2 separate regions of the Mus musculus genome follow, and region 2 is linked to region 1. A link is a loop called in an ENCODE intact Hi-C map of the cell type or tissue named here. Cell type or tissue: gastrocnemius. All regions are shown on one strand. Each heading gives the region's core, and the rest is flanking DNA. Links, peaks and the distances in the headings are about the cores only.

The links. A loop is a pair of places that touch in the nucleus more often than their neighbours do. Peaks named below come from ENCODE experiments on the same cell type or tissue, not always from the same donor. Only the 100,000 strongest peaks of a DNase experiment are listed, where the experiment ranks them.
Region 2: it touches region 1 in a loop (5-fold over the local background); 22 of 42 quality-filtered maps call a loop at or near these places.

Annotation. Positions count from the first base shown.
Region 1 is chr1:79,778,938-79,794,987 of GRCm38, forward strand. It overlaps Gm39666 (a long non-coding RNA gene), which reads left to right and starts at 9,314. Exons shown (of 3, transcript XR_865569.3): 1 at 9,314-9,345; 2 at 9,832-9,988; 3 at 11,796-12,812. It overlaps Mrpl44 (mitochondrial ribosomal protein L44), which reads left to right. Exons shown (of 4, transcript NM_001081210.1): 3 at 551-729; 4 at 2,027-2,508. The coding sequence ends at 2,201. It overlaps Serpine2 (serine (or cysteine) peptidase inhibitor, clade E, member 2), which reads right to left. Exons shown (of 9, transcript NM_009255.4): 9 at 15,384-16,050. In gastrocnemius, for the core only: CTCF peaks have their summits at 3,720 (motif pointing left) and 7,752 (motif pointing right); DNase peaks (open chromatin) are centred at 7,757 and 8,449.
Region 2 is chr1:80,170,340-80,186,389 of GRCm38, forward strand. No RefSeq gene overlaps it. Among named protein-coding and RNA genes, the nearest start is that of 2310015K22Rik, 30 kb to the right of the region's middle. In gastrocnemius, for the core only: CTCF peaks have their summits at 7,861, 10,025 (motif pointing left) and 10,858 (motif pointing right); DNase peaks (open chromatin) are centred at 7,851, 10,000 and 10,870.

The DNA of each region.
Region 1 (16,050 bases), core at 3,142-11,141:
AGCTCAGGCTTTAAAAAGATGCAGTCTGCCATGGAGGGAAGGTGTGTCCTTGTGGGTATGTCCTTAGTAAGTAGACAGACACATGCTTCTACTTTGAATATCAATGATTTGAGTATTGAATTCTGAGGCAGGAGTCAGTCTTCTGAATAATTTTCATAGGTTATGTTGCTTGACATCATTTTCTTTAGGTTTGAAATTGAAACATTTAAAGTTCTATGATTTTTATTAAAAGTACAAACAACAACAGCCTATGAGGACATCCAGGTATAACTCTGGTAGAGTGTGCTGTCCTTGCACGTGTGAGCCCATGAGGGAGAAGCTCAAGCTGGAATTCCAAAGCCAGAAACCGAACATACTCTATAATCTCAACGTTTGCAAGCAACACTTTAGTGCGAAAAGTTTCAGATTCCGAGCATTTTGGATTTTCAGGCTGTATGTGCTTAATATGTACATTTGCCATTCATTGCCTATCAGTTCTTATGGTAAAAATGGATTTTGAATTCTGGCCATAATATTCTTTGTTCTAATTTAAATGTTATTTTATGCACAGGACTTTTTAATTACACAAATGACGGGGAAAGAGCTCTTTGAGATGTGGACCGTCGTAAATCCCATGGGACTACTCGTAGAGGAGCTGAAGAAGAGAAACATCTCAGCTCCTGAGTCTCGACTCACCAGGCAGTCTGGAAGCACAACTGCTCTGCCTTTATATTTTGTTGGCTTATACTGGTTAGTAAAAATTCATTGTTCACTTTTTAACTTTGATTGGAAGCCTAGAAGATAGACTTCCAGTTTTTAAGTGTTACTTCTAACAGTATTAAAATTGTATCTCTGAGCTGGGTGGGGGGCGGGGGGAGGTACATGTCTTTAATCTTAGGCTAGTGTTCAGGAGGTGGAGGCAAGCAGATCTCTGTGAGTTTGAGGCCAGACTGTCTATAGAGAGGCCTCCCAGAACTACACCGTGAGACCCTAGTGGGGCAGGGTGGATAGGGTCATTATCTGGTTTTTGTTATTGGTGATGGTGGTGGGTTTTTTGGTTTTCTCTTTCTGCTGTTAATAGAAGACAAGTTATCTGTGTTTTGCTAGTAGTAACTTTTGAAAATTTTATGTGTGTGAGTGTTGGCCTGCATGTATGTCTGCATCACATACATGTGGAGGCCAGAAGAAGGTGTCGGTTCTGGAACTAGAGTTACAGATGTTTATTAGCTGTTAGGTTCATCCGGGAAATCCGACCTGGGTTCCTTACAAGCACAGCCAGTGCTCTGAGCAGTGAGCCTTCTCTCCAGCTCCTGCTAAGTCACTTTTGGACAGCTGTTTGCTATAGAGTTTTATGGGATATAAGCTCACCTTATATTTTCTATATATATAAAAAAAATACATCTGTTCTTGGCAGCAGCTTCAACCGAGCCTCAGAGTGGAAGACAGGAGCTTTGCTGTCTACCAAAGTGTCAGCACATTTAGAGCCTTGTAGTTTTGTTAGAGATAAACCTGTCTGAAATGGATTTCAGGTTTTAAGATTAAAGTGGGGTAGAGGTGTAGCTCAGTGGTGGAATGCTTTCCTGAGACAGAGAGACAGAGAGGGAGGGAGAGACAGAGAGACAGAGAGGGAGGGAGAGACAGAGAGACAGGGAGAGAGAGAGAGAAAGAGAGAGAGAGAGAGAAAGAAATCAATTAAAGCAGTAGATGTGGACATTGAGTATCTTGGATAAGTAGATTAAATTTTGTGCAAATATTTTTCCAATCTTTGTGTGAAGATTTTCTAATCTGAGGGACTTGCCATGTAGACCTAACTGTTTCAAACTCAGAGATCTGCCTGTATCTGCCTCCCAAATGCTGGCATCAAAGGAGTGTGCCACACTACCCAGCTCTAATCCTTGTGAACTTCTGATCCTTGTGCCACCTTATGCTTTGCCTTGGAGAAACTGGGCCTCGTAGGTTGTTGTATTTGGATGGGATGGGATGGAAGGCATAACTGTCTCATGTGCTGTCTTCCCGGCGTTCAGATCCCTGTCTGTTTTCTTCCTAGTGACAGAAAGCTGATTGCAGAGGGACCTGGGGAAACTGTACTCGTTGCAGAGGAAGAAGCTGCGCGCGTGGCCCTCAGGAAGCTGTACGGATTCACAGAGAACAGGCGGCCCTGGGACTACTCCAAGCCCAAAGAGAGCCCAAAGAGAGCAGAGCAAACCAGCGTTGCCAGCTAGGCAGCAAGGGGTGACATCATCACTACTGAGCAAAGCAGTGAGACAGGGCCAGAGGGGAAGAGCGCAGAATATGGGAGCAGTGTCTCAGTGCTCTTCCTGGGCCCTAGAACTAGACAAGTGCTTTTCAGGTGACATCAGGTGACAGGGATTTGTTTCACTTTTTTTTTCTGTTTCTCTTACACACTGGTTTATTACTGTGTATAATTTGTACAGCTAGATGTATTTTATTCCCTCCAGCTTTGAAGTGTAGTCAAATACATGCCATATGTGAAGTTCGTTGTAATATGAATAAAAAGCTATTCTTTGAGATGTCTTTCCTTTCTTTATTGGTGCAAGAGAGGCTGGAGAGGTGGCTGTGGCTGGGAGTGCTACAGGTCTGAGGGCAAAGGTACAGGGCAAGGGTAGGCCAGGTCTACCTGAAGGGACAGGACAGCTAAGCAAGTGCAGGTGGCAGTTCAGGCTACATCATTATCAGATATTCAGCTGAGCCCCAGCGACAGTTGGGAGTCCTCTGCCTATATTTGGTAATTAGATGCTAGGTATGGGGACCACTGTAGCAAAAAGTGTCTGCCTCTTCCTACTGTCCAGGTGAGGTCTTTTGGGCTTGAAGTTGATTTGGGCCACTTTGAGCCCCAGAAGAGTAATAGGCCGAGATCAGGGTTTTTGTTCACCCACTCCAATTCTCGCCTAGGCACCGTGGGCTGGCTGCCTCTATAAAAGGCTGTAAATCCTGCTGGCTGGCCATTTTTCTCTGGTGTGTGGACCAGTAGTCCAGGGTGATGTCTGCACTGGCTGTCCCCAGGTTCTCAGTGTTTTGTTCAGTACTGAAGTAAAAGCCAGCCCTGATTGCAAAGTTGCAAGGGAATTTTACGTAAAACGGTAGAAAAGATCAAACGAGCCCGCAGGGAGCAGCAGACCACACGAAGGAAGACACTCAGTCGTCACGATTATTGTGGTTTTCCACTAAGGGGTCAAGAAAAGGAGTAGCTGAGTTCCTAAAAAGTGTGCGTGGGTGCATTGTACAAAGAGGGGTGTAGGGGTTAGTACATCTAGGTAACGGAGCTAGACTAGACTACCAAGTGTATTATGAGGAGAGGAGCTGCTCATAACCCACCCACGTAGCGTCCCAGATTGGCTCTCCTGCCTCTAGAGTGTTCAGGAGGTCCTCAGGTCTGGTATCCCAATATGTCCCTAGTGTCTTAATTCACTCCCAATAGATTACATACTGGTGACTTCTCTGTTTGCAGGAATAAGCTGTCTTACTCTGTGTGCATGGTAGTGCCAGACAGATAGATGGTGCCATTTATGTTCACACAGGTGTACAGTTATACTCCATCCTCAAAATGCAGTCGAAATCTGTACAGTACAGATTTCCCCTGCAGGACACGGAGAGGGGGCTCTGCATTTATGTGTGATTACTATTGTACAGGACCCATTTTGGTTCCCAGCATTCATGAAGTGACTCACGACCCTCTGTAATTCCAATTCCAGGGTGTCTGACACCCTCTTCTGGCCTCCTTGAGTACTACATGCATGTGCCCATGGAAGGCATCTTTTAAAATAATGGAGTCTCTCAGGACTGGATACAGTCTTTGAAACTTTTACCCAAAATAGGCTTATTACAGAAGGACACAGCCTGCTCTCATCAGGACCCCTGCTTCTTCACCAGCTTCCAGGCCCACCTGTATCTAACAATGCACATTCGTGTGGGAAAGACTGATAGGTAAAAAGGAGGGAAGGAAATACTAGTAAGCTTTCAAGTGCTTTATGAAAGGGAGGAAGTTCTGGTGCATGCATAGGGCCCACAGAGGGAAACCCATTTCCACCTGATAAAAGCCCAGCTGTTTTAATAGCTTTAAAACCTTTTCTTGCTTTTTTCCCTCTGTCCTGTTATTTGATTTCTGGATAAAAAAATAGAATCCGAGTCATCTCTGGCACTGGGTGGAGACATGACTCTCTGCACTGCCCTAAGTGTCCGAAAGTTACTTTCTAGTAGAGAACTCTCAAAGGACAGAGACAACATTCCCTCCCACCCCCAACACACAGCAAGAGTTAATTCAAAAGGGTCAGTTGATCATATAAACCGGAAAACATGCCTCAGGAAAACTCTTCCAGACACTAGAAGATACAGTATATAGCCTCTTAAGCTATATAGTGTCACATAGTGTCATTGTAATGGTCTCATTAGCCAGTCACCTGTGAGAGTTTTCCTCAGTAGCCACTCTCATTATTCTGTAATAATCCCTGTCTGTCTTCTACATGAAGCCCTGTATTTCTTCTAAGTTCATTTGACAGAGATCACAAGGGTAGGGGATGATTGCAGGCCAGAGCGAGATTGCTATAACATTGAGTTTGTTTTGTATTGTTTCTGGTCTCTATAGGTCTGCCCCACTTTGAAAACAAGAGCCGGAGTCCCCAGGCCTGTGACAAAAGTCTTCCCAGCATTCATTCTGAAGCTAGAAAGAAACGCCTTTGAGATGAGAGACAGTATGGTTTAATGCTGCGGTCTGAGCAGGGAAGGCCTCCAACAGTGGGGTGGAGAAGGCAGCTAGCTGCCCCAGCAACCCCAGCCTCTGCTCAGTCACATCTCAACCCACCTGAGAAACAAAACCCTCTTGCTGAGTCTGGCCAGAGAGGTAGAACCTGTGTCTTGTGTAACAGACACATTATCAAAGCTAACAGAGACTGTTTCCAGAGGGCATGTGAGAAGAATCTAGTTGTCTAAAGCAGTAGGTTTAGTAAAATGTTGATTTTTAATTTGTTGAATCCCGTTAGTAGTTAAGGCTGGCCTGGAACTCATCTTCCTGGTTCACTGTTTCTGTTTTTCTTTAATTTTATTTTTTTTGTTTCGTTTTGTTTTGCTTTAACTTCAGTTTCAGTTAATCGCAAGAATAACAGACCATACCCAGCAGTGCCAGTGTCGTTAGCTTGACATCTCCATGAGTAAGCTTCACAAAAGTATCTCGGAAACACCATGGAGTCAGTTACATCCATGTAACACAAGACAACAAGCATGGTGAACAACCCCCCCCCCCTCCCCGCCCCAGCATGTGCAAAATGCCACAGCCCACCTAGAATCTGTTGCAGGTTTCTTTAAGTAAGCGTTCTTCTTAGTCTTTGGCGATTTCGCTGGCAAACTCAGTGAAACCTGAGTTCTGGTCTAGGACAGTTTGCAAAACTTTAACCTACGTGGCTGACGGAGAATTCAATCCCCGGTAGCGTCTGGTGACCTCGCTGAATTCCTACCCACACCTATCTTGCCTATCTTTGGGTACAGGACCTCCGTTCACTTAGGTGGAATGATTACCTGTCTCTAATTTCATTATGATCCCATCTGTATGCTCCCGGTGCCATGCCTTCTGGTGACATGACAAGTGATGATGACTACAGAGATGACTAGAAAGTATAACAAACGGTGGGCAGGTCTTCCTTCTCTTTGCCTCCCTCCCTGCTCTTCGCTGTATAACAGTGGTTCTTAATCTGTGGTTGGAGACCCTGTAGACAAAGTGCTATCTCCAAAAATATTTACATTATGATTTGTAACAGCATCCAAAGTACAGTTACAAAGTAGCAATGAGAATAATTGTATGGTTGGGGGAATCGCCACAACATGAGGATCTATAGTAAAGGGTCACAGCATTAGGAAGGTTTAAAACCACACTGCCCTCGAACCTCCCAGTCTGCTAGGGATGAAAAGTTGAATTCCTAGTCTACTTCCACTTGCTTGATATTGGCTGAACTCAGAGAGAGGCAAAAGGAAGCAGTTTGGGTGTAAAAACCGGCCTGTGACACTTCCCTTCAGCTTTCAAGCTGCTAAACCCTGTACATAGATGGATAGAGCCACACAGGGAACAAATGTAACTACAGTATATATAAAATAGCCTGCAAGCAAAAACAGCCACATTTTTCATAAGGAATATACTTTCAACACACTTCTAAGTAAACAGTCTTTGAACTCAAGTTGTTAGGCTATATTTATTTTAAGTCTTTTTTTTTTTAAACCACTGAAATGCAGCAATGGGTTGGAACATGCGGAAAAATCAGCATTTTCCATAGTTCCATATGAAATTGCTTAAAATGTTGGATCCATCTCTACACAACTTTTCATGATCCTAGAATAAACTTTATACATGGGTAAGAGGAACGTGCGGACTACAGGCTGTTGAGGAGAGCACTGGACTAAGTTCATCCAGTGCTTACCCAGAGTGCTGGCTCTTTGACCAATGCCTTATCCACATTGTCTAGGCAATCATAAGAATCGCAGGGAACAGGGTGGTGGTGGTATGTGCCTTTGAGGCAGAGGCAGGCAGACCTCACTGAGTTTGAGGCCACCTTGGTCTATGGAGCAAGTTTCAGGGCAGTGAGGGCTACACAGAGAAACCCTTTCTTAACTCCCTCTCCCCCCCAAAACCCCACAAGTGTAAGGGAATTAAGGGAATTATTGAGTTATAAAGACAGTGATTATTTGGCACTGGAGAAAGATAGTCATTTATTACACTTTATTATGTATTATTATATATCCCCTGCCTTTTCTCACTCTATTTTTCTTTTTTTGAGCCCGAAAGGTTCTACACCAAAAGTAGAAGCTCAAACCTCTAAGCGTACATAAGTTCTGTTACTTTGCATATTATGGATGCATATTTTACTATATGCATATAAAAAACGGAAAACATTATTCTCAACGTCTTAGGTAGTCACAAGAGAATGTATTTTATAGTTCTGGTTAAGAAAGGTACAAACAAGAGCTATTTTTATAGCTTCGAATACCCAAGATACAATTCACAGACCACATGAAGCTCAAGAAGAAGGAAGACCAAAGTGTGGGTACTTCAGTCCTTCTTAGAAAGGGGAACAAAATACTCACGGGAGCAAATATGGAGACAAAGTGTAGAGTAGAGACTGTAGGAAAGGCCACCCAGAGACTGTCCCACCTGGGGATTCATCCCATATACAGTCACCAAACCCAGACACTATTGTGGATGCCAAGAAATGCTCGCTGAAAGGAGCCTGATATGGCTGTCTCCTGAGAGGCCTTATAAATACAGAGGTGGATGCTTGCATCCAACCATTGGACTGAGCACAGGGTCCCCAAAGGAGGAGTTAAGAGAAAGGACTGAAGGAGCTGAAGGGGTTAGCAACCCCATAGGAAGAACAACAATATCAACCAACCAGACCCCATAGAGCTCCCAGGAACTAAGCCATCAACAAAGGAGTACACAAGGCTCCAGCTGCACATGTAGCAGAGGATGGCCTTGTTGGTCATCACTGGGAGGAGAGGCCCTTGGTCCTGTGAAGGCTCAATGTCCTAGTGTAGGGGAATGGAGAGCGGGGAGGCAGGAGTGGGTAGGTGGAGGAACACCCTCATAGAAGCAGGGGGAGGAGGGATGGGATAGAGGGTTTTCTGGAGGTGGGGGGAAACGGGATAACATTTGAAATGTAAATAAATATAAAAAAATCAAAATATCGAAAAAAGAAGAAAAGGGGGGGGGGTTATTTTTTCTTTTTTAGTTCTGGCCTGATCCTGACCACAAGATGGTGCTCCAGGCCTACAGCACAACTTAGGATGTCACAAACCTAGCGGGGACCACTGTCTTCCTCTTTGGAAAGAGAGGATGTGTGAGTACACAGCCTATGATTATGTCACATGGCTTTTCCAGGCCCCACACAGCTTTACTACTCTAGGGAAGTGTCTGCCTGAGCTAGCCCACTTCGGGCTTCCCCTCAGGATGCTCTCATTAGGAATCTGATGTGTGCATACTTCAACTTCATTGCTGATGCCGCGATGTGAGTGTTGGGCTCTTCATTCCCCCTTTCACTAGGGAAAGGGGAAACTGCACGGATGCTGAAAATAAAAAAACATTAAAGATTTTTTTTTTAATTTACTCTTCTACTGGAAAGTCCACTCAGACACATTGAGCTCTCTAGACCTGCATTCTGATGTCTGCTGTTTCCAGTCCCTTCCAGCTATCCTGTAAAGACTTACAACTCTTGTAGTTGAAGACCTGAGATCCATGGCTCTTGACATTGGGTATGGGACACACAAAGTCCATTGCTCTCAGCAGAACAGTGAGGATGGCTTGATTTATTCTCATCTTGCAAACTAAGAACACCCTCCTTCCCCTGTCCACACCAGAAGAAGATTCATGCCATCAAAAGCTTTAGGCCAGGAGTGGTCCTGTAAGTCTGTCATCACAGACAGCACCCAGGAGGTGTCGGATCTGAGTTCAAGGCTAGCTTCGGCAATACAAGTTGGAGGCCTGCCAACTCTGGAAGACGCCGATGTACTCACTCTCTATTTCTTACCCCTCTCCCCCAAAGTCGTTATCACAGATCACAAACTGATTTTGGTGAATCAAGTCCCAGCACTCAGATGAGAAATGCTGAGGCCAGAAGTTCACAAGTTCAAAGCCAGCCTGGGCTATACAGTAAGACCCTATTTCAAAAGAACAACAAAAAGTAAGTTAAACAACTCACAGCACAGGCACAAACTTCTGAAAAGGGAATGCTCAATTGGTGGAGATTGCATTTACCACTAACTCTTGTGTATTCAGCTGCCTGCCATTCACTAACAATACAAAACTAATGAGTTAAGAAGAATGTTGGGCTGGAGAGATGGCTCAGCGGTTAAGAGCACTGACTGCTCTTCCAGAGGTCCTGAGTTCAAATCCCAGCAACCACATGGTAGCTCACAATCATCTGTAGTGAGATATGATGCCCTCTTCTGGTGTGTCTGAAGACATCTACAGTGTACTTATATATAATAAAGAAATAAATCTCTAAAAGAAAAGAAAAGAAGAGAAAAATGTCCTTGGAGAAAAAAGTAATGGAGAAAACGAAAAACTATAGACCTAACTGTCCCTGGCATTGAGGAAAGACCTGCATGACTTGATTATTCATAGAGTAACTTTTTGCCAGAGTCATGGTATATTAAAGTTGCAAAATGTTCTAATAAGTTTGATTCATTCTCATTCTTTCTCTGCAGACAAGAGGAGGTCATCTGCAGAGGGAGAAAAGGTTACTTTAAAACCTGAGAGTAGCTTGCTGAAGATACATCACAAAGGCCTGGAGACATTCACAGTGACCTACAGCTGATGAGACAAAGGTGGGGAATGCTCAGCTGACCACACCAACACTGATGGACTGAGTACATAGAGATGCTTATGGGGAGCCTGATGGGTGGCCGTGGGGACTCAGTTCTTGGCTCTAAGACAGTTGTCGCATCCTGGAAGGGCTGTTCCTCAGCCTGTCACATTCTTAGCTTAGAGCTGGGCTCACTGACTCCAGCTGGAGGCTGGACTGCTAAAAGTTCACTTCTATTTTGCCACATGATATTCGGTTAATTAAGTGTTAATCAACAGTTTTGTGGGTATAATGGAGAAATGCGATTTCAATTTAGCAAGCTTTTCATTTAGATCACATCTGTATCTTTCCTCAAGACTCAAGAGAGAAGGGGAAAGTGGTTGGTTTGGCAAATGCTGGAGGGGATGTGGGTTGTTGGGACTGCAGATTGACCCAGTCACTCTGGAAATCAGTGTGGAGAATTCTCAAAATGTTAAAAATAAATCTGCCATCCGACCTAGTTATACCATTCCTGGGCATCTGTCCAAAGGCTCAACATCTTACTCCACAGATACTTGCTCAGCCATGTTCACCACTGCTCTGCTCACAGCAGCTATGAAGTGAAGTCCATGGCCTTCATGCAATGAATGGACAGTAAAGATGTGCTACATACACACTATGCCCTTTATGGATACCTCTCAGCTGGAAGAAGATGAGCTCATGGACAGGTAACTGCATATAAATGGGTGGAACTAGAAAATCATATTGAACGAGGAAGCCCAGACCCAGGGAGACACATACTGCATGTTCCCTGTCATCGGAGCCTCCCAGCTCAACTATTGAGGTGTGAATATAGAACCTGGAGTAACTGTACAAACCAGGAAAGTAAAATGGGGGAAGGGGGGACTGAGAACAGGAAAAATTGGGGTGGGGATAGTTAGGAAGAGGGGAGGGAGATAAATACAGAAGGGGAAGAGTAAAATAACCATAAGGATGTCTGAGAGTTATGAGGAATCAAAGTGTTATCTAGCAACCTAATACCTATAATACATGTGAGCTGCATATACATACATACATACATACATATATACGTAAATGTGCACTTTTATTTATTTTTGAGTCAGAGTTTCTCTATGTAGTTCTAGCTGTCCTGGAATTCTCTCTGCTGGCCTCAAACTCAGAGATTCACTTGCATCTGCCTGGCAAGTACTGGGATTAATGGTCTGTGCCACTTTACCCAGCCACCTATATAAATACAATGTTCTCACGCAGGCATACCTTGGCAGTAACCAACAGCTCTCTAATTGAAATTAAGACTCACTTAACAAGAGGGAAGCCGTGCCTGGTACTGGGAACCTAGCCAACTACCTAGGGGTAGTGAAGTTGTAGATCTTGAAAAACCTACTACTGCTACTTTAGTAAACCATCATGATCCCCAACTATACTCTAAATATTACCCCAATACCCACAGATAAGTGGAGACCTCACACCTCATCAAGGAAACATCTTTTTGCAGCAGGAGCCCACTACAGAAAACTACAACTAAAAATAAATAAGTAAATAAATAAATAAATAAATAAATAAATAAATAAATAAATAAATTGCAGAGCTGTGAAACCCAGTCCCAACTGATACATCTACAACACAAATCCTGCATCTAAGACTCCATGAAGACTGTGGAAGACAGGGCCAATTAAGAGCCAGAGGTACAAGAAGTTTGCTAAGATAGTGTGTCTCCTGGAGATGAGGATTAAACACCATAGCTGCCTAAACATGACCTGAACAAGGAAAGCACCAACAGACATGCTAATGTAGAAGGAGGAAAGCTAATAAGCTCTCAACCCCAGACAAAGAACTACAGGCAACTGAGGAAGCCTGAGAGAGGGAGAAAGTCTTCCCCAAGGAAGAGCACGTTATCCAATAGCAAACAGTGAGTCTCAAAAAATACATAAAAGAAACATTATATACACCAAACATGTTGTGCTTACATATGTAGGAACACACACACACACACACACACACACACACACACACACACACACACACACACACTAGCACTTAAAGAAAACTTAAAGAAGAAGAGACCACAAATCTGAAAGAGAGCAAGGAGGGAGAGTGGCACATGGGTGGACTTAAAGGGAGGAAAGGGAAGGAGCAAATGACATAATTATAACATCAAAAAAATTAAAAATCCTTTTAAGAGTGCAGTAGTTTGGGAGTCTTCAGGGAGGGCTTTGTTCGCTGGAGATGTAATTGTTGAGTGCCTGCCTAGTACACACAAAGCCCCAGGAGCACACGAACTAATCATGGTGACCCATGGTTGTAATCCCAGCACTTGTGAGGGAGAGGCAATAGGCTCAGACGGTCAAGGTTATCCTTAGCTACACAGAGCTTGAGATCCTGTGTGAAAAAGAACAGCAATGGCTACCCACTCTGTGGCACCTTCAAGTAGATTCTCAGTAGGCAGAGAACACATTTCAACATTCACAGGAAACTTAAGAACACGACTATCACCAGATCTCCTCTCTCCCACAGGTCACCACTGATGGGTCCTGGAAGGGAATGTTTGGTGCCCTGTTGACGCATGGAGCCACTGTAGTTCTTCAGACTCCTTCCATATGAAGCTCAGAAGTCACTCAGTTCTTCATTTTCAGAAAAAAACAAAACAAAAACAGCTACAATATCAAAAAGCCCAAAGTGACAGGCATAAGGGATACTCCTTGAATTCTATTGTAAAGTTCTGGATGATTGGAATTTTTTTCCAGGTCACCTGTCATTATTTACTTCATGGGACAAACACTTGATAGGCCAGTAAGACATCAGAGCATCTAGCATATCTGGGTCAGTGTCTGTTCTCATTTTCCGGTGTCCCAGGCAAAATTGAAAGTACCCATCTCATTAAGTGACAGAGAGTTATTTCACTGGTAGTTGGCTCCATTTTCCCCTAGGTCTACCATTTTGTTACTTTAAGAAAATTGCAGCTGGCTTCTTGCTCAGACTCAGTGTGGCATCTAATCTATGGTAAATCATTCGCTCAACCATGTCTACAGAGTAAAAGTAGTCTCTCGCAGGCCTGTAATTTTCCTAGCAGTCTCCGTATCTTAAATGGATCCCAGTTTCCCTCCAAGGAAAAGAGCTTTCAGAAAATTGATATTTTTGAAGACTAGGCCTGCAGACTCATTGGCTTAAATATGTCACAAGGGAAAAGGCTACACATTTAAAAAGATGAGAGTAACATTTCTCCTCTGGGTCCAGGGATTGTTAATAGATTTGATTCTAGAAGTCAGCTAGGAGCTCTGTGTGTGTGTGTTGTATAGAGGGACAGTAGAGCTGGAGGAGTTGGGAGACTAAAGAAGAGGACAGCCTGGTAGCCTGACAGCATGGCTTTCCAAGTCCTGAGCATCACTGCATTTTGAAACATTACCAGACACTTCAGAATTTAATATAACCAATGAAGTATGGCCAATGTACTCTTGGAGAGCAGCCCATCTCTATACAACACACTAAGACCATTCCAGCATCTCTATACAATATACTAGGCCCATTCCAGCATCCAGCCAATTCTGTTTTTTTTTTTTTTTTCCCTTCTTTTTTCTTTTGGAAGGAGCACTGGTAGAGTTTGGAGTCCAGGTACTGTTTGGCTCTGTAGACATTTGAACATCTTCTCTCTTGGCCTCATTTCGATTTTGTCCTGCTTCTGTATCTCATAAGTGCATTTGAAATGCAAGCAATTGCTATGCCAAGACTGTGTCTGCCCATCCCAAGTTTATTTGGGAAAAGGACCCCTCCTCAGCATTTGACACCTGGTAGACACTTGTGAAGTTTAAGTTTTAGGGGTCAACCTGCCTGGAAGAAAAAAATTATGCCCATGTACATGGTAAAGCATTGCTCCTGGGTTTGTCTGCGAAGGTGCTTCCAGAAGACTAGCATTTGGATCAGTGGACAAAGGAAGATCCACCTTCACCTGGGGATGGCATCATCCCATCCATCAAGAGAAAGCTAAGCTAGGACAGTACAGGGAAGGCAACATTTCCTCTCTTTTGGAGGTGGGACACTATTGCCCAAGCTTTTGTCCCCGCCGGCAAGAACACATTCAGGACAACCGGAATCTTCTGTGGCAAAGCTTTTATTCCTTACTTATCAGGAGGGAAGACCCCGAACCGGGAAAATGGCGCTGCTTATATAGCCCGCAGCGTGACGTTTCAGCACCTGATGTGGTGTGACAGCTCCTGATTCGTTGCTCGCCCATCACCCCATTACTACACAGCAAGATGGGCAGTGACTAGGCGTGAGTTCACTCTTGCACTTGTGCATAAGGCTTGTTTACTAGTTAGGCGCAGTGGAAGCCAGCGCCATCTTATAATGGTGATTGCTCACGGCATGCACGAGCAATCGCGGCACGGCTCTCCACAGGACACTCATCTCCTGACTGGACATCTGAGTCCCAGGTTCACAAGCCCTTGGCCTCTGATAAGAGTTATATCATAGTTTCTCCACCTTGGGCCTTAGGATTTGGACTGAGATGTGTTGCCATCTTCTTTGGTTCTCCAGCTTACAGATGGCGTACTGCTGGAGTCTTGGCCTCCATAATCATGGGAGACAGTTTCTGAAAACAAACCCCCTCTCCTGTGTCTCTCCCTGTAGCATACTAGTTCTTTACCCAGAAGGCTCCAGACAATACGCACATGAGCCAATACCACACAGAGGAAGACAGTACATACCTTCATTCCACTGCCACTGCAGCTACACTTTTAAGTAATTCACAAAGTATTAGTGACTTAGGGTGGAATAAATCCCATAAGGACTGGCTTTAGTAGGCATTACTAACAAGGAGCACATTTGGTAGAATGTATGAACTATTCAAAATAGGGTTTTGGCATTGACTTCTTTCTTCTGTGGCTGTAAATACACACAATTAAGTAGTTGCAAACAACATAGTTTACTATGTTTACTTGTAAACAACAAGTTCAAGCAGTGTTGAGTATGACTGACATTTTAATGTAGAATAAGGCGCGGAGCTCCTGGGCTTAAGAAAAACAAATTTCTTCAGTTTTTGACAAGAAGAGCTTTAAATAGTTTTATTTATTTATTTATTTATTTATTTATTTACTTACTTACATTTGGTGTGTGTGTGTGTGTGTGTGTGTGTGTGTGTGTGTGTATGAAGGCCAGAGAACAACCATTGGGAGTCAGTTCTCTTTCCTCCACGTGGGTCCTGGAGATTGAACTCAGGTCTGTCAGCCTTGGCAGCAAACTCCTTTACCTGCTAAGCCATCTCACCTCTCCAAAGTTGTCAACTCTTCTGATGACAGCCAGGACCTCATTTTAAAATGCCCTGTACATGGTCACATACATGTAATGTTTAAATCCCACATGAAAAATTATTCCCTCCTGAATGAAACAAAAAATTGCAAATTCAAAAGAGTAACCATTCCAGCGGATCACCAAAAACCAAACATTTACCGTGACTTAGATCTTTGAAGTTACAGAGGTCTCCAGAAATTTCCTTCTGTACTTTATAAAGAATAAAGTCCGTGGCACCTTAGCTACTGCTCTCCAGTGAGCAGAGCTGGGATGGCTGTAACAGTCGCTGCTGGAGAAGCCCTATAAATGGAGAAGCACCAAGACGAGGCACAGTGACTGCTTGCCATGTTGTAAGAAAAAGATCAGAAAAAGTCCAGGGACTCTGAAGCCCCTTCAAGCTACCTCTGGAGAGAGGATTCTACTTCCTACAGCAGTAGAAGGCTGAGGTAAGGGTTTTGAAAAGGCTGTTGTTTTGTTTTGTTTTGTTTTTCTTTTTTAATATCATTTTCTTCAAATGGAGAAATGGCCTTTTTTATTTTTTTTATTTTTGTTTGTTTTTTGAGACAGGGTTTCTCTGTGTAGCCCTGGCTGTCCTGGCACTCACTTTGTAGACCAGGCTGGCCTCAAACTCAGAGATCCGCCTGCCTCTGCCTCCCGAGTGCTAGGATTAAAGGCGTGCACCACCACGCCCGGCTCATGGTCTTTTCAAAAATTTTTTTTTTTTTTTACTTTATACAAAATACAAAAATGCCAATCCAAAGAGTACAGACCAGTAGTGACAGGTACGCGGCTTGACAGCAAATGGTGTCCAGCGAGACGTTAGTTTTCCAACTTTATTTTAGTGAACACATGCAGTATATAAAACAACAAGAGCAACAGCAACAGAAACAACACACGAAGAGGCTACGGCTTTTGCTAGCTCCATCCCTTGCCACCCTCAAGCCTTTGGGTGGAAGTGAGAGGAAAAAGAATTAAAAAGGCAAATGATATTGTTTTCCATAAAAACATAAAAACTACTATAAAATGTCTTTTTTTTTTTTAACCTCTCCTGCCACACTGATTAATCCTCTCCTGGAAAGTCACACATATCAACAGGAATGAAACAAAGATGCTGAACTTGACAGACAGCAAATACTCGAGAGGGTTGTTAACCTAGATAACTGATCAGTAGTTTAAAGAAATCTTCTAGACATCGTGAAACCGGCCTGCTCATCCTTCACTACAGCATCCCAGGCATCCAGCATCCCAGGCATCCAGCATCCCAGGCATCCAGCATCCCAGGCATCCAGCATCCCAGGCATCCAGCATCCCAGGCATCCAGCCCTTTCTTCTGACACAGCCCCGACCAGAAACACTTGCGTCACTTAACTGCTGCTATGAACCAGTTTCAAAAAAGAAAGCAGTATATAAAAATATTTAACAGAACTATGAAAGATGTGGGGAGGGAGTCTCTCTTCAGAGCCAAGTCGTCTTGGCTTTGCGTGGC
Region 2 (16,050 bases), core at 5,424-13,423, 390 kb after region 1:
TGATTTGTTGGAGTGGCTTTTAGGCTGTGGTCCAGCTAGTCCAACAATGACTGTCTCCTAACGGAAAGTTCAAGAATCCAGTAGTTGTTTAGTCTACGAGGCTGGGTGTCTCAGCTGGTCTTCAGTATATGTTCAATCCCAAAGAATTAGGCTTTTATGCTGGTGAAGAAACACGGAAGGGAAGGCTGGCAGGCAAAGGCGAGAGCTTCTCTGCCGTGCCCTTTGTACACAAGAAGGGAAGGCCCAGGTTAAGGCTTGTCTTTCCCACCTCAGATGATCCAGATTTGAGGAGTTTCTTCCAGCCTCAAGTTGTCTGGATGTAAGGTGGGTCTTCTTACCTCAAATGGTCCAATTAACTAAGAATCCCCCACAGCTGTGCCCAGGGACTTGAACGCCAGATGTAGTCAAGTGGACAATCAAGAACAGCCATCAGGGTCTATGAGTGTGTACAAAGAGACATCAAAGCACAGCTTACAGGGTCTGATATTCTTTCTCTTTCTACCAGGTAGGTCCTGGCAATCAAAGTGTTTCCCAGCTTAACAGGAAGTAGTACCTCTATCCTCTGAGCCATCTTGCCAGCCTGACTTTTTTTTTTAAGTGGCATGTAGGAGAGATGAAATGTACAGTTCTGATCCACACACCTAAGACTGAGATTTTTCTGGCCTAAGGATAATGTGTAGCCTTTGGAAAAGGAAAAATTATAATCATCAAAAGTATAGGGATCAATTTTCCAAAATCAGGCATCAAAAAGAAATGGTTTTATGTCTTTTTTGGTCACTTTTTCTAGAACTTCAACCAGAATGGCTACATAAAACTATTAATAATAGTAGCTACCCAATGTGTGCTCAAGGACAGACATAGGTTGACTGGTCAAACTCAAAAAGTGAGTGTTAGCAAGAGAGACTGCTACTATTAGTGGCTCTATTAGCTCCAGGAAGGCCTGGTTTGGCACTAGCCCTGCTGGCCTGCCGAGGTTAACTGTGTGGCTATGGATGGATTGGTTCCTGCATGTCAGTGTTCTTACCTAAAGCCACAGGGATAAAAATGGTCTCTCCAGAGCAATGGTTCCCAACCTCTGAGTTGAGACTCCTTTGAGGGTTGGATAACCCTTTCACAGGGGTCACCTAAGACCCTCAGAGAGCAGTATTTATATAACAATTCACAAATATCAAAATTGTAGTTATGAAGTAGCAACAAAAATAATTTTATGGTTGGGGGTCACTATAACATGAGGAACTTTCTTAAAGGGTCTCAGCAAGGAAGAGTTGTGAACAACTGGCCCAGGGCTATTATATCAGGTAACTAACATACAACTGTCTATCAGTATGTCTGGCGTGCAGTCCAAACTTATGAAATCAGAGCTACCCTCATGATAGTGCAAACATTTAATTTACTAAGAAAATGTAGGGATGAAGTTACCACATGGATGTGAAATCCTGACTCTGATCAGATGACTCCTGTGTTGGTCATCAAACTGTAAGAACAATTGTGCCAACTTGGGAAAATTACCTCAGAAAAAAATTCCCCAATCCTTTTAGAGACCCAGTGTCCCAGGGACAAAGCAAGCAGTCACCTTCCCTTATCAGAAGGTTGAAGAGTGACTCAGGGCTGAAAGAAGCCAAGAAGCCCCTTCCTGCATGAATTACACAGAAGTCACAGCTGGCAAGATAGGGATCTCTCCTATCCATAAAATACATATTTAGTTAATTCTGTCACTTAAAACGATAGAAAAGCTTGTGCCAGGCATACAAACCAAGGGAAGAACATGCAAATTGCACAGTACTTGCCAGACCTATCTTTGAATGACACTGGTGTGTGTGTGTGTGTGTGTGTGTGTGTGTGTGTGTGTTGGGGGATGGGGGGATACCAAGCTACATCCAACAAGAAGGGAAGGGGGCTGTAACCTTTATCACAATTACCCAGGTGTATTTTGTTGGTAGTGAAAACAGATGAGGGCAGCTTCATGCCATCCCTGCACTTGGAAACATGAATGTGGGGGTTGGTTAGTTGGTTGATTGCTTGGTTGGTTTGTTGTTTTGTGTGAGGTTGTTGGGAGTGTAGCCTGCCCAGAATCAGTGGCAGGTTCTTTTGTTTGGTTGGGTTTTTTTGTTGTTGTTGTTGTTGTTAGGTTTTTCTGTTTTTTGTTTTTTTCTGTTAGCTATGTCTGATTATCACTGTGCCCTTGGCTCTGAGATAAACCCCAACCTGGGTGGTTATTCAAGGCGCAGAATAAAAAAGAATCTTATGGCTTTAAAGTAAAGAAAGAAAGAACAGATTCAGTCCATGGTGTTTTCATTTTCTAGAATGTGCTTTAAGTCAAAGATTATAGGAAGTGCTTGCATTCTGGCATATTATAGTAGTGCACATCACCTGTTTAAGTGGCCTTTAAGTACTCTGTCTAAACAGATGAGTGAACTGTGGGGTTTCGGTAGATTGCAGTAAAGGGTGTGGTTGTCAGTGAACTTGCAGCAGTACTCAGTTGTATCAGCAGTTCTCCGGAATGGTGACACATACCTAGGTAGCCAGTTTCTAAGGATCAGCCCTCTCGGAAAAGCCGATTCTTCAACCTTATTTCTCAGCCATTCCTAATTTTCCCCTTCTTTGTGAGAAAACACCACTTGCTGTTTTCTGCCCTTCCTCTGTCTCTGTCTTTATCCTTTTCTGGTTTTTCAAACCTCAAAAGCAGGAGTGGTATTTACTGTTCCAGATTAAGGGAAAAGGTCACAAGGAAGATTCTCTTATTGGGGGCCGGGGGTCTTCAAAATATTCAAATCTACTGTACTATGTATAGGAAGTCCACCTGAAGGGCCATGACATATACAGAAGGAACGTTTGTAAACAACCCAGGTTCATTTGTGAATCCTGCCTCCAGTAGATTCAGTGTCCTGGGAAGGTGACACACAAGCACCTACAAAAATCATTTCCTCCAGCCCTTTGAGAGCATCCGAGTGTCACTTTGAGAGTAATTGGCTAGCGCTCATAATGAAGAGGCATTGGACACCCACACTTCTTCTATGCTTCTGCTAGACCACAAGCCCAGAGTTTGACAATACCTCCGACCCATCTCTCTAATGAGCTGATAAGCACTCAACTTTGCACACTGTTTCTGAGCCTTCAGAGAGCTTTAGCTGTCTATGCTATGATGTAAGGGCCTTTACAGTAGAAATCAAACACCTTTAAAGAAAGTCAGAGCCTAGGAGATCCCAAGTCTTAGTCAGGGTTTCTATTCCTGCACAAAACGTCATAACCAAGAAGCAAGTTGGGGGAGGAAACGGTTTATTCAGCATACACTTCCATGTTGCTGTTCATCACCAAAGGAAGTAAGGACAGGAACTCAAGCAGGTCAGGAAGCAGGAGCTGATGCAGAGGCCATGGAGGGATGTTACTTACTGGCTTGCTTCCCCTGCCTTGCTCAGCTTGCTCTCTTATAGAACCCAGGACTACCAGGTCGGGGATGGCACCACCTACAAGGGGCCTCCTCACTTGATCACTAATTGAGACAATGCTCCACAGCTGGATCTCATGGAGGCACTTCCCCAACTGAAGCTCCTTTCTCTGTGATAACACCAACCTGTGTCAAGTTGACACACAAAACCCGCCAGTACACCCCAGTCCTCCCACATCCACACGCGGAAACAAGGAACTGACAATACAGAATCTTAAAGCAGTGCCAATGAATTCCGGGTTGGAAACTCTCATAAGATTTTTATTTGGAGCCTATAAGTTGCAGTGTGGGAGATTCGAGTTCAGATGCAGTCAGAGTTCAAAGTGGGCGGGGAAGGGGACCTCACCTATGCACAAAAGCTCTTACACTCACTACAAGGTCATTAAAACTGTTTAAAAACAAATCCCCACGGATGCTGGAGAAACTAGCTATGGAACCAGCACTCAGTAAAAAAAGAAAGAAAAAGTCCATGAAGAAGGAGTCTGATATTTTCCCAAAACACATTTTGAGTCTCAGACAGATGAGATTATCAGGCCTTCACAGACTCGCAGTCTAAGGGAGGATGCGGTCACCTCACAGCCTGTGGACCACATAGGAACTGTTTATGCCTACCCCGGTACACACAGCTCTTCACAAGCTCTCGGCATGCTGCTTCCCTGGCGTGTTCCTTTCCTTTAGGAGAGTAGAGGGGAATGAAAGCCATTTTAAATTGTCTCAAAAGCAATTAACAACTCATAGCTGTAGCTTTTAAAATCCTAGCCAAGAGAAATTAATAATGCTATAAGTAAAATTTAAAAAGCCGTTGCTCGTGCGCCTATGACACGCTAGGTCTCAGGCACGAAACTAATTCCACATTCCTACTGGTGTTTCCTGAGATTCTATTGGTCGACTTGGGGATCTCCCGAGGGACTCCACTGGCCTCCAGCTTGCCTAGGCAACCATCCATCTCCTTAAGGATGGAGACAGGCAGGGACTATGTCACCTGCTGTAATCCTAAACCTCGAACTACCTGGCTCTCACTAAAGACACTGCTGCCACACCTCTGTTTGCTCTTAGCCTGGCTCCGTAGGTCCATCAGCCCTGACACACCACAGGAGGCCAGATGGTGGCCTCAGTAATCAGTGGCAGAATGAGAGAGATCAAAGTTTTTCTGGACCACCACAGCCTGAGCTAACTTGAAAGCATGAACTGGGCCAGCTGGCAAGGATGCTCACCCAGCGAAGGTGCTTGCTTGATGGAAGCCTGATGAGCTGGGCTCTGTCACTGGGACCGCGACTTTCACAGGCTGTCTTCTGGCCTCCGCACACACACTGTGGTACATAAGCCCACACATATAAGCCAGCAAATACATGTTATTTAAAAATAAAGTGTGAGCCACTGGAAGATGCTCCCTCATCCATCACAGCTGGAATCTGATCCAGTGAGGTGTTTAGTTTTTGTTGTTGATGTTGTTGTTGTTGTTGTTGACGGCTTGCTTTTAAGTTTTAAAGAATTTTATAGAATTGCTTATTATAGGTTTGTGCATGGTGTGCAAGCCTCGTGCCTGCCGAGGCCAGAAGAGGGCATCCAATTCCATAAAACTGAAGTCATAATTAAGAGCCATTGTACTGGCTGGTTTTGTGTATCAACTTGACACAGCTGGAGTTATCACAGAGAAAGGAGCTTCAGTTGAGGAAATGCCTCCATGAGACCCAGCTGTAAGGCATTTTCTCAATTAGTGATCAAGAGGGAAAGGCCCCTTGTGGGTGGGACCATCTCTGGGCTGGTAGTCTTGGTTCTATAAGAGAACAGGCTGAGCAAGCCAGTAAAGAACATCCCTCTATGGCCTCTGCATCAGCTCCTGCTTTCTGACCTGTTTGAGTTCCAGTCCTGACTTCCTTTGGTGTTGAACAGCAGTATGGAAGTGTAAGCCGAATAAACCCTTTCCTCCCCAACTTGCTTCTTGGTCATGATGTTTGTGCAGGAATAGAAACGCTGACTAATACCTCTCCTGGGCATATATCCAGAAGATGTCCCAATCGGTAAGAAGGACACATGCTCTACTATGTTCATAGCAGCCTTATTTATAATAGCCAGAAGCTGGAAAGAACCCAGATGCCCCTCAACAGAAGAATGGATACAGAAAATGTGGTACATCTACACAATGGAGTACTACTCAGCTATTAAAAAGAATGAATTTATGAAATTCCTAGCCAAATGGATGGACCTGGAGGGCATCATCCTGAGTGAGGTAACACATTCACAAAGGAACTCACACAATATGTACTCACTTAAAAGTGGATATTAGCCCAAAACTTAGGATACCCAAGATATAAGATACAATTTGCTAAACACATGAAACTCAAGAAGAATGAAGACTGTAGTGTGGACACTATGCCCCTCCTTAGAATTGGGAACAAAACACCCATGGAAGGAGTTACAGAGACAAAGTTTGGAGCTGTGACGAAAGAATGGACCATCTAGAGACTGCCATATCCAGGGATCCACCCCATAATCAGCTTCCAAACACTGACACCATTGCATACACTAGCAAGATTTTGCTGAAAGGACCCAGATATAGCTGTCTCTTGTGAGACTATGCCGGGGCCTAGCAAACACAGAAGTGGATGCTCACAGTCAGCTATTGGATGGATCACAGGGCCCCCAATGGAGGAGCTAGAGAAAGTACCCAAGGAGCTAAAGGGATCTGCAACCCTATAGGTGGAACAACATTATGAACTAACCAGTACCCCGGAGCTCTTGACTCTAGCTGCATATGTATCAAAAGATGGCCTAGTGGGCCATCACTGGAAAGAGAGGCCCATTGGACACTCAAACTTTATATGCCCCAGTACAGGGGAACGCCAGGGCCAAAAAAATGGGAATGGGTGGGTAGGGAAGTGGGGGAGGGAGGGTATGGGGGACTTTTGGAATAGCATTGGAAATGTAATTGAGGAAAATATGTAATAAAAATATTAAAAAAAAAAAAACGCTGACTAAGACAGCCATCATATGGGTACTGAGAATCAAACCCAAGTCCTCTGGAAGAGTAGCCAGTACTCTTAACAGCTGAGTCATCTCTCTACCCTGATTCAGTTTTAGATGTAGTACCCCAGGATAGACCAGACCTTCCAAAAATATCTTTACTCCTGAGAGTCAGGAAAAGTATTTTAGCTAATTAGATAGCTAGTTAGTTAGTTCATTTTTTAGTTAGTTAGTTTACTTCCTAACTGAATTTTCCCCTCCCTCCTCTCCTCCTGGTCCCTACCACCAACTTCCCTTTTCCACAACCCCCACCCCATCTGCTTTTCCTCTGTTTCTCTTCACAAAAAAGAGTAGGTCTCCCGTGGATATCAACCGCCACGGCATATCAAGTTGCAGTAAGAGCAGGGACCCCGTCTCTTACGAAGGTTAGGTGAAGCACCCCAGTAGGAGGATCTGGACAGGGAGATAATACGCACATTTCTGATGACCACAGATGAGCAGCTGACCTGCTACTACACACAAGCTTGACTCAGAAGCCAAGAGGCAGCCGCTAGAACAGGCTGAGATTCCTTTCCCCTGTGAGTATTTTAAAGAAGACGGTTATCAGTGATGCAGGACAGAAGGTAAGACTGAAGGTTGGCCCTCTAGGCCCTCCCACTCCCCGGAGATCCAATTCCTACAGCAAGACCCCACCTTCCAACATCTCCACAACCTCTCCTAACAGTGAAGCCACCAAGTGTTTAAACAGAGGAGCCTGCATGAGACATTTTACATCCAACCATCACAGTCCCCGCTCCAAGAACTCACCATGTCCATTTCATCGACACGAGCTTATTCAAGAACGATACAATAGAAACCTGACTCTTGACACTTGTGTTGAATATCAAGGTCTCAGTGACACCCATGTGCCGATCAACATTTCCAAGGAGGAGATACTGAGCTGGTCAAATCCCCGGGTTGTCACCACATCATGGAAGAGTTAGTGACTTCTTGTTCCAAAGTCACATCCTTTCTGAAGGGAGAGAGGCCTTTTCTATTAGCTTAAGTTAGTAATAGTTTCTCACTGCTAAACAGTAGCAGGAGTTATGACTCATAATGAAGACACATGTCACTGACACGAATCACATTTTCAGCCTTACACTGGCAATTTGTTCCCTTGTGAAAGTGAGATTAGAAGCCTTTGAATACAATTTTAATAATTGTCCACCTTCCATGAGCACTTTATGATCTACTTTATTTGTTCAATTTCATATAATCATACTTAATTGTAAGTGAGGTTTTTTTTTTTTACCATGATTTCCCTTTATTGAATATGTAATAATGGTGAGGGAAAGGAGGAAAACCTTCCAGAAGGAACAAATCTTTCTTCTATTCTCACGTCATCAGTCAAAAGCCCACAGGACACATCACAGTGACAGACCGCATTTAATAGAACGGTCACTACTGCCGCCGAGTGGCGGGTTATTTTCAGAGTTTAAATTTCTTTCATTTCAAGAGTTAAATTCCAGCTTAACAGAAAAGAATTCTAACACAGGGTGCACGTCACTTTACGTCTCTGTTTTGACCCTAAGACTATATATAGCTTAAGAGCAGGAAGAATATGTTTTATTTGGAGAAATTTTAAAACCCCATCAATGTCACAGGTGGCCAGAGTGATGGCTGGTTTTGATTGGATTAAGAAATAACTAGGGCATTAGGATCATCTTGGAAAATGTGTGTAAGGATGCTTCCAGAAAAGATTTAACAGACTGTAAAACTCTCTCTCTCTCTCTCTCTCTCTCTCTCTCTCTCTCTCTCTCTCTCTCTCTCTCTCTCTCTCTGCAGGTCATTTCCTGGGCTGCCATTCCAGACTGAATAAAAGGGGAAAGAGCATCCAGCTAAACACCAGCACTAATCTCTCTTCTGGTTCCTCACTGTACATGTGATATAACCAGCTACCTCTGGCTCCACCCTCGCACCCTCACCCTATCACAACTCCCCTGCCACAATGAACAGCATCCCTCTCAAACTCTAAGCCAGAAGAGATTCTTTGTTCCTTAAATTGATTAATATGAGGCATTTAGCCACAATGGTGAGAAAAAGTACCCCACATGCCCATCTGTGTCCTCAGGAATCTGTGTCCTGTGATCAAGCAGCCCGCCCCAAGTGCTCAGGGTATTTCCCTCGGGACATGCTCCTGGACCGCCATGCTCTCTGGGCAACAATGTCATCTTCAATCTCTGGAAAGGCAGGACCACCGTGCTCCCAGGATTCCTCGTTGTTTATGAGATATCCCAATGGAAAGAAATGTGTTGTTATTATAAGCAAGGCATATTACTGGTACTTATTAGTTTTTTTTCTCACAATGAGGGGTGCATACTTGAGTTGGTCAAAAAATAAAGATGTGGCTACCGTTAAGAAAGACTGCACTTTAGCAGGTGGCACTGAAGGTCCCTATAACAAATTGTACACACAGACAGATGGACAACTAACAACATAGCTGGAGCGGATGTGACCTAACCCAACAATTAGCCTGTTTGGGAATTTTTACTAACTGAATGATTATAGAGCCTTAGCTCTTTTTAAGCCTTGAAATGGGCTGAGTAAATGAAGAAAATGACGGGAAATGGCACCTCCGGGGGAGCTGGCAAGGCACAGCATGAATTGATGAAGCGTCCACGGGCCAGGCTAGGACCCTGTGTGCACGGGAAGCTTTCGGCCGGAGCACACGCAGGAGTGCAGGAGTACAGGGTGCAGAGGATCCCGCCTAACACCACGTGTGGCTGAGTGAATAACAGAGGGACAGGCAGAGCATGCCACCCCCGGGAAGAAGCCAGGGAAAGCGTGGAAAACAAAGGTGATGCTGGAAAAGGACAGAACCCACAGCACACAAGAGTTTCTTCTCGAAAAACTACAACCTGAACATTTTAAAAATATAAGCAAGCCATTGCCTGATCTGTGGGTTTTCTTCACCCCATTGTACTACCATGGGGCATTTCAAACATCAAATGTAACACACACACACACACACACACACACACACACACACACACACAGAGAGAGAGAGAGAGAGAGAGAGAGAGAGAGAGAGAGAGAGAGTGTCTACCCATTAAGAAGGCTGAAACCAGGTCCTTTGCTAGATAATGAATGAACCTGGATTAAACCAGATTCAAACAAGACAAAATTTATTTACTCCTATGTTGAATATGAACTTTTCATAAAGTACATGAAAATGGATGAAGAGCTGTAGAAGGGAGGGAGATGACAGGAGAGGGTGTGGGCTATCAAGTATCAAAGCGCCTTATATGTATGAAATCTTACAATGGAACTCACTATTCGGTACGCTAATTCTAAACGGGGAGATGTCATGGGTGCTGAAGATGACGGTGACAAAAAGGTCAAAATAGGAACTGCAAAAGATCAAGAATATTATAAGGACAACCTATTAGCAAAATATTGTCATGGAAGCCTTTAAAGTATGTTGTCATTACGGAGGCGATGCCACAACTAGTGACAGAAACCAATCAGGAACTGGAGAGAAGGGCCGGTGATTGAGAGCCCCTGATGCTCACAGGATCCAAAATCAGCTGCTCATAACTGCCTGGGACTCCGCTCCAGAGGATCTGTCGCCCTCTTCTGGCCTCTATAGATATTGCATCTATGTGCATGTACCAACAGAGACACACACAAAGAACTGAAAATATAAAACGAAATTTAAAAGTTAAAACCTTCCGTGAGAGTTGCATAGAGGTTAGTAAACCTTATAATCTTGGATTTTCCTGTTTTGGGAATCAAAGATACTTTATGACGAAAAGAAAAAGTGAGAATGTACTCAAAGAATATTACACATTTGCATGAAAGCAGCTTTATGTAGCCACGTAGAATAAAATTAATCTTTAAAATGAAGAGCTTTAAAATGTTTACATTAGTTTAGATCAATGAAAATTTGTGGGTGTTTTTAAAATCAGCCTTTGTTTGTATTTCCAATGGTTGGGAGTGTTCTCTCTAGACAAAGTTTTCAAAGTAGGCAGCCCGATTTCATAATGATCTCTTCGGCCCTGTCCCAAATTCGCTGCGGCAAAATTAGAGGTACCTATGCTGTCCTCTTGACAGTTAACACAAAGGAATTTAAAATATTTATCTGGGAAATGATATCTTATCACAGAGGCCTTAACAGCCTGAGTCCTTCCTAGTCCATCTACCCTAGCTAATTTTGGTAGAGAGACGGAAGCTACTGAATTTAGCCCACCTGGGAATAGACGTGGGCTGGAGAAACCTCAGCTTTTAACGGCTCTGGATAGATCCTTTCTTTGCCCTTTGGAAAATTAAATTTGTGTTTTGTAATTTTCAAAAGTTTTTATAAATATGCGTAAAAAGCAAAGCACCCCCCAAAAAAAGAACGAGTCAAAAGCAAACAAAAAGGAATCCATAATTACATCCAATCTCAGAATGAAAACACTTCCATTTCTTCCCACAAGGTGGCGATAGGATCCCGCTCATTTACTACAAATGCTGCGCACAGCTCTCCAGGCACCTGTGACTACAGAATGAAAAAGAGAGAATGTGTCCTGCTGACTTTAACACCTTTTCCCTGGAAAGGTCAAGACATTTTTCAACGAAATAGAATCCGCTGAATTAGTATTTTCTGAACTCTGCTCTACAGGAAGTCCATGGATTCTTGATTTTTTTTTTAATGCTTTAATCTAAATATAAAAATTACATCAATTCCCTCTCTCCTCACTCCTCCAATACCTCACATTGATGGCCTTCTTTTCTGTTGTTGTTGTTGTTGTTGTTGTTGTTACATATATGCTTGGATATATGAATGACACCTGCTGAGTCCACTTAGTATAGCTTGTGTTTATATGATTTCAGTAATCATTTTGTATTGGATAACCAGGGAACTCACCCTGTTAAGAACCAGTCATCCCTCTTTGTAGCTGCCTATAGTCATTTGACGCCCCCCCCCCCACCAGGTCCCCTCCTTCCATGAAATCATGTCTATCTGCCGTTTTTCATTGTCCAGGTCTTCTTTCAGCAGCCTGGTATATCGTTGAGGTACCAAGAGTGTAACTTTCCTGTCATTTCTCTGAGACCCAATATAGACGAACAACCCCCCCTGGACTGGATGTGAGGAACTTCTGTTTGAGTTGTTGGTTAGGACAGTCCAAGTGACTCCCAAAGAAATATAGGCAGTTGCTCTTGCCCTCGGTTGCCTCTCAGAGGTTGAAGGTACTTCCCTGTTGCCGAAGACACCAACACTTCAGATATAGGACTCTGAATATTCCATCCAGATCTAACTTGAAAGCTCGCTTCCTGCAGCATAACTCTCATAATGCCAGCAGGTGCTATGTAAGCTGTCAATAGGTCTGTCCAGCTCTGATGCCCATGAACCACAACAATAGCCAGTACGGCAAGACATACCCCAAGTGGCACATATCTTGGAAACAGTCAAAAGCTGTCTAATTGGACTTAAAGCCAATAGGAAGGAAATCATGACTGATACTAGAAATCTAACCAACTCCTCAGTGTAAGCAAGCCCTTGCGTCTTAGAATAGGACCTACTTCTACCATTTTACAAGATTCTTGTTCATATATATATACATATATACATGTATATGTATATATATATATGTGTATATATATATATATCAGAATAATCTTGTTACTTTAGGCAACTATCACTGGATTAACCCCTAGGTTGGTCATTGTCCTGATATCAGGCTATGTTGACTTTGACAACCCCAGTAATAAGTCATAATCTTGGTATTATGCCAGAAGTGACGAGTCTGGCATTGGCTTCTTTGTAACAAAGGACTTCATATAATTGGGGTTGTAAAGACCTGATACAGTGGCCTTGTTCCCCTCTTGTCCATGTTGGGGTCTACACAGCCAACACATGAGACTGTGGGGGTACTTACCATACTGAAACCACCGCAGAGAAATATACTAGTATTAAAACAATAATCTTTGGCCTTGGTGGTCTTGTCACCACTTTTAAGAATCAACTACATGTTCCACAGTAATACAGTATATTACAGAAGAGGCTGTGGTTGGTGCAGAAGGTCTGAGAAGAGTCACTTTAAGGAAGAATTCTCTCTACTGCTGGTAGACATCTAACACAGTTATTTTTCCCTCGTTTTTTCCTGTTTCTTTACCATTGACAAGTAAGTCTTTCAATATTAATTTCATTGTCTGCAAAGACTTGAATATTGTTCTTTCTGAAGTAATTAACCCTTTCATCATTAACTTAGGTAATGCCGTTTGCCGCTTGAGAAGATAGCCCTGCTGCGACTGAATCTATGAGGGTTGCCTGCCAACAGCCTCTCCTCCTGAGAGAGAAATGATGAAGTTTATGTTTGTAACACACAATCACATCTTAGGCCCCTTGTGTCTTGTTGCCAACTAACCTGGCCTTGGGATAGTGGAATGTTTCCAGGACACGCAACTCAGCTCATAGCGGAAATTAGGAAAAGTACTCAGGGAGTTTTCTTATCCTTTTGTTATGTAATTTGATTGCCACCATGAGCTGCCATTTCTCCCACTTAAGAGTGAATTTGTGATGAATAGGAAGAATATATTAACGTTAATTTTCCACCAGATACCAATCTTGCCGGAATTCTCTAATAGTTTGCTGTGCACTGAATTCTCTAATAGTTTGCTGTGCACTGAATTCTCTAATGGTTTGTTGTGCACTGACAGGCGTGATCCTGTTCGATTTCCCATCTTCTGTGCTGTCTTTCTTAGTTTTCAGGCAGGTAGGTGTTCATCCATGTGGCAGAAACGATGCTGGTTTTGAGTAGAACACAGCAGAAAGGATGCTTGCATCCCGCCATGCCTGTAATTATATTTAGACAAGGCAGTAGATAAGTTTGCTATCTCTCTGAGGCCTTCGGATTGTGTCTGATGAAGGGCTGTCATTGGAAATAAGTGACCCTTTTAAACAGGTTTTCATCCCTGCTGTGTTTCAGGTGTGTCTCAGGTGTGTCTCCACTCACCTAAAGTTTCTGCCAGACATACTGGTGTGAATGGGAAAAATAAATAAATAAACCACAAAACTGGCTTGCATATACCTCAAATTTTATTACCGGGAGCCATATATATATATATCCAGTTCCAAATGGGTCTTTGTGGTTTAGAGATTCGAATGAAATTTATTTTCTCTGCAAAGATCAAGTTAAGTAAGCATTTGCAAACCGCTTTACCTCCATTTCTGTGTGCTGTATGGATGTGTGACTCCAGTGCATGTGTGTGCTTGCATGCTAGAGTTTAAGGTTGGGCATCTTCCTCTACCATTCTCCACCTTACTTTTTGAGGCAAAGTCTCACACAGAACCCAGACCTCACCATTTCAGCTAGATTGGCTAGCCAACAAGCTTCAGGAATCCTGATTCAACCTCCCCAGTACTGAAATTACAGGTGCACACCATCATGCCGACCTTTGGTTCGGAACTTCATCCTTGTGTCAAACACTTCAGATACCGAGCGATCCCACCACCACCTCCAAGTCTCAAGCCGCTTTGATTTAAGTCATCAAGACATGGTAAACTCTCGAATCTCTAGACCTAATGGGGCCCTGTAAACAGCAGTGGGCAGAGTTCTGAAAGAGCTGATGCTCATGAACCTGCAGGGGTGCCGGGGAATCTCCTTCAGCAGTCCATCACCTAATCAGGAATGGTAGAGCATGACAGGGCCAGCAACAGAAGACATCGATTCCCAAAGACCGAGCTTGTTGAATCCTGTCTGTTCTCTGGTGAAGGACATTTAGAAGGCAAGCGTGTAGTGGTATGTGTAGAGTCAGAGGTAGTCCTAATTGAACTTTGGCAGGTGTAGTGGTTTGAATATGCTTGGTCCTGGGAGCAGCACTATTAGGAGGTGTGGCCTTGTTGGAAAAGGTGTGGCCTCGTTGGAGTGGGTGTGGCCTTGTTGGAGTAGGTGTGGCCTTGTTGTGGGAGTGTGTCACTATAGGTGTAGGCTTTCGGACCCTCCTTCTAGCTCCCCTTTAGCCAGTCTTCACCTAGTGACCTTCAAATGGGGATGTAGAACTCTCCGTTCCTCCTGCACCGTGCCTGCCTGGACACTGCCAAGCTCCTGCCTTGATGATACTGGACTGAACCTCTGAACCTGTAAGCCAGCCCCAATTAAGTGTTGTCCTTCTAAGAGTTGCCTTGGTCACCCAGATATAGCTGTCTCTTGTGAGACTATGCCGGGGCCTAGCAAACACAGAAGTAGATGCTCACAGTCAGCTATTGGATGGATCACAGGGCTCCCAATGAAGGAGCTAGAGAAAGTACCCAAGGAGCTAAAGGGATCTGCAACCCTATAGGTGGAACAACATTATGAACTAACCAGTACCCCGGAGCTCTTGACTCTAGCTACATATGTATCAAAAGATGGCCTAGTCAGCCATCACTGGAAAGAGAGGCCCATTGGACACACAAACTTTATATGCCCCAGTGCAGGGGAACGCCAGGGCCAAAAAAAAAAAATGGGAATGGGTGGGTAGGGAAGTGGGGGGGGGGGGGTATGGGGGACTTTTGGGATAGCATTGGAAATGTAATTGAGGAAAATACGTAACAAATTTAAAAAAAAAAAGAGTTGCCTTGGTCATGGCGTCTGCACACAGCAGTAACACCCCAGGAATAATTTCTTGTACTTTGCATCTGCATTTTACTTCCACTATCATCAAAATGCTCCAGGCACACGGGAGCGGGGGGGGGGGGGGGGGGAACGATGCTGTGCACGCATGCCGTCCATTTCAAATCTGCTCACTACTTAGCTAATCCGTGTTCTTCCTCTAGAAACACAGCTCCACCCTCAAATAACACGGTTCCAGGCGCTGTGGTTCGAATGAGAGTGTTCCCCACAGGCTCGTACATTTGAATGCTTGGTCACCAGGGAATAGCAATACCGCTAAGGATTGGGCAAGCATGGCTTTCTTGCACTCAGTATGTGCTACGCTCTCTGGTCGAGTCAACTGGACAAGCCGAAAGGCTTAAAAGTCACTCATGAGGCAAAAGAGTTTCAAGGAAGCTCTCCTCCTGGAGGCTAGTGTTCTCTACCCATACATTAATTTTTCATTCCCGAGTTCCAGTACCACGCTAGTCTAGAGTATGGATCCACATGCTCTCTTTCAGTATTTTCCTGACATGCTCTGACATGGCTAAAGCCTTCCGCCAGTGTTCCAACAGTCCAAGGGCATCCTTGACCAAGATCAAGGGTTTAGAATTCAGCAAGATTGTAAAAGCTAAGTCACTTTCTTACACAGGAATTTACCATCACTTAGGAAGAAGGAAGTTTCAGACCAAAGGAGAAACCAGAATAGATACTATAGCAGAGTTACACCCATACACATGTATTTACAATGGCCTAAGGGGAAGGTGGACTATACAAGAGACTAAAATAGGAACTGTGGCAAGGACACGAAGCCCTTGACCCTGGCTTCTAAGATTAGTGAATTTTAGGTGGAGCCCTTGTTGATCCCAGCTGTTATCAATGTATTCTATCCTGGGTGGTTCCTGTTAGACCTTTTGTGTTTGCATTCCTCTGTTTTATGTAAGATTCCAGTTACCTCAATTGTACCTTTCGAATATGTCACCCAACTTCCTTATTGTCCTCTGCATAAAAAGTCTGATGCTTGAGTTGTAAAATTACATTCAGATT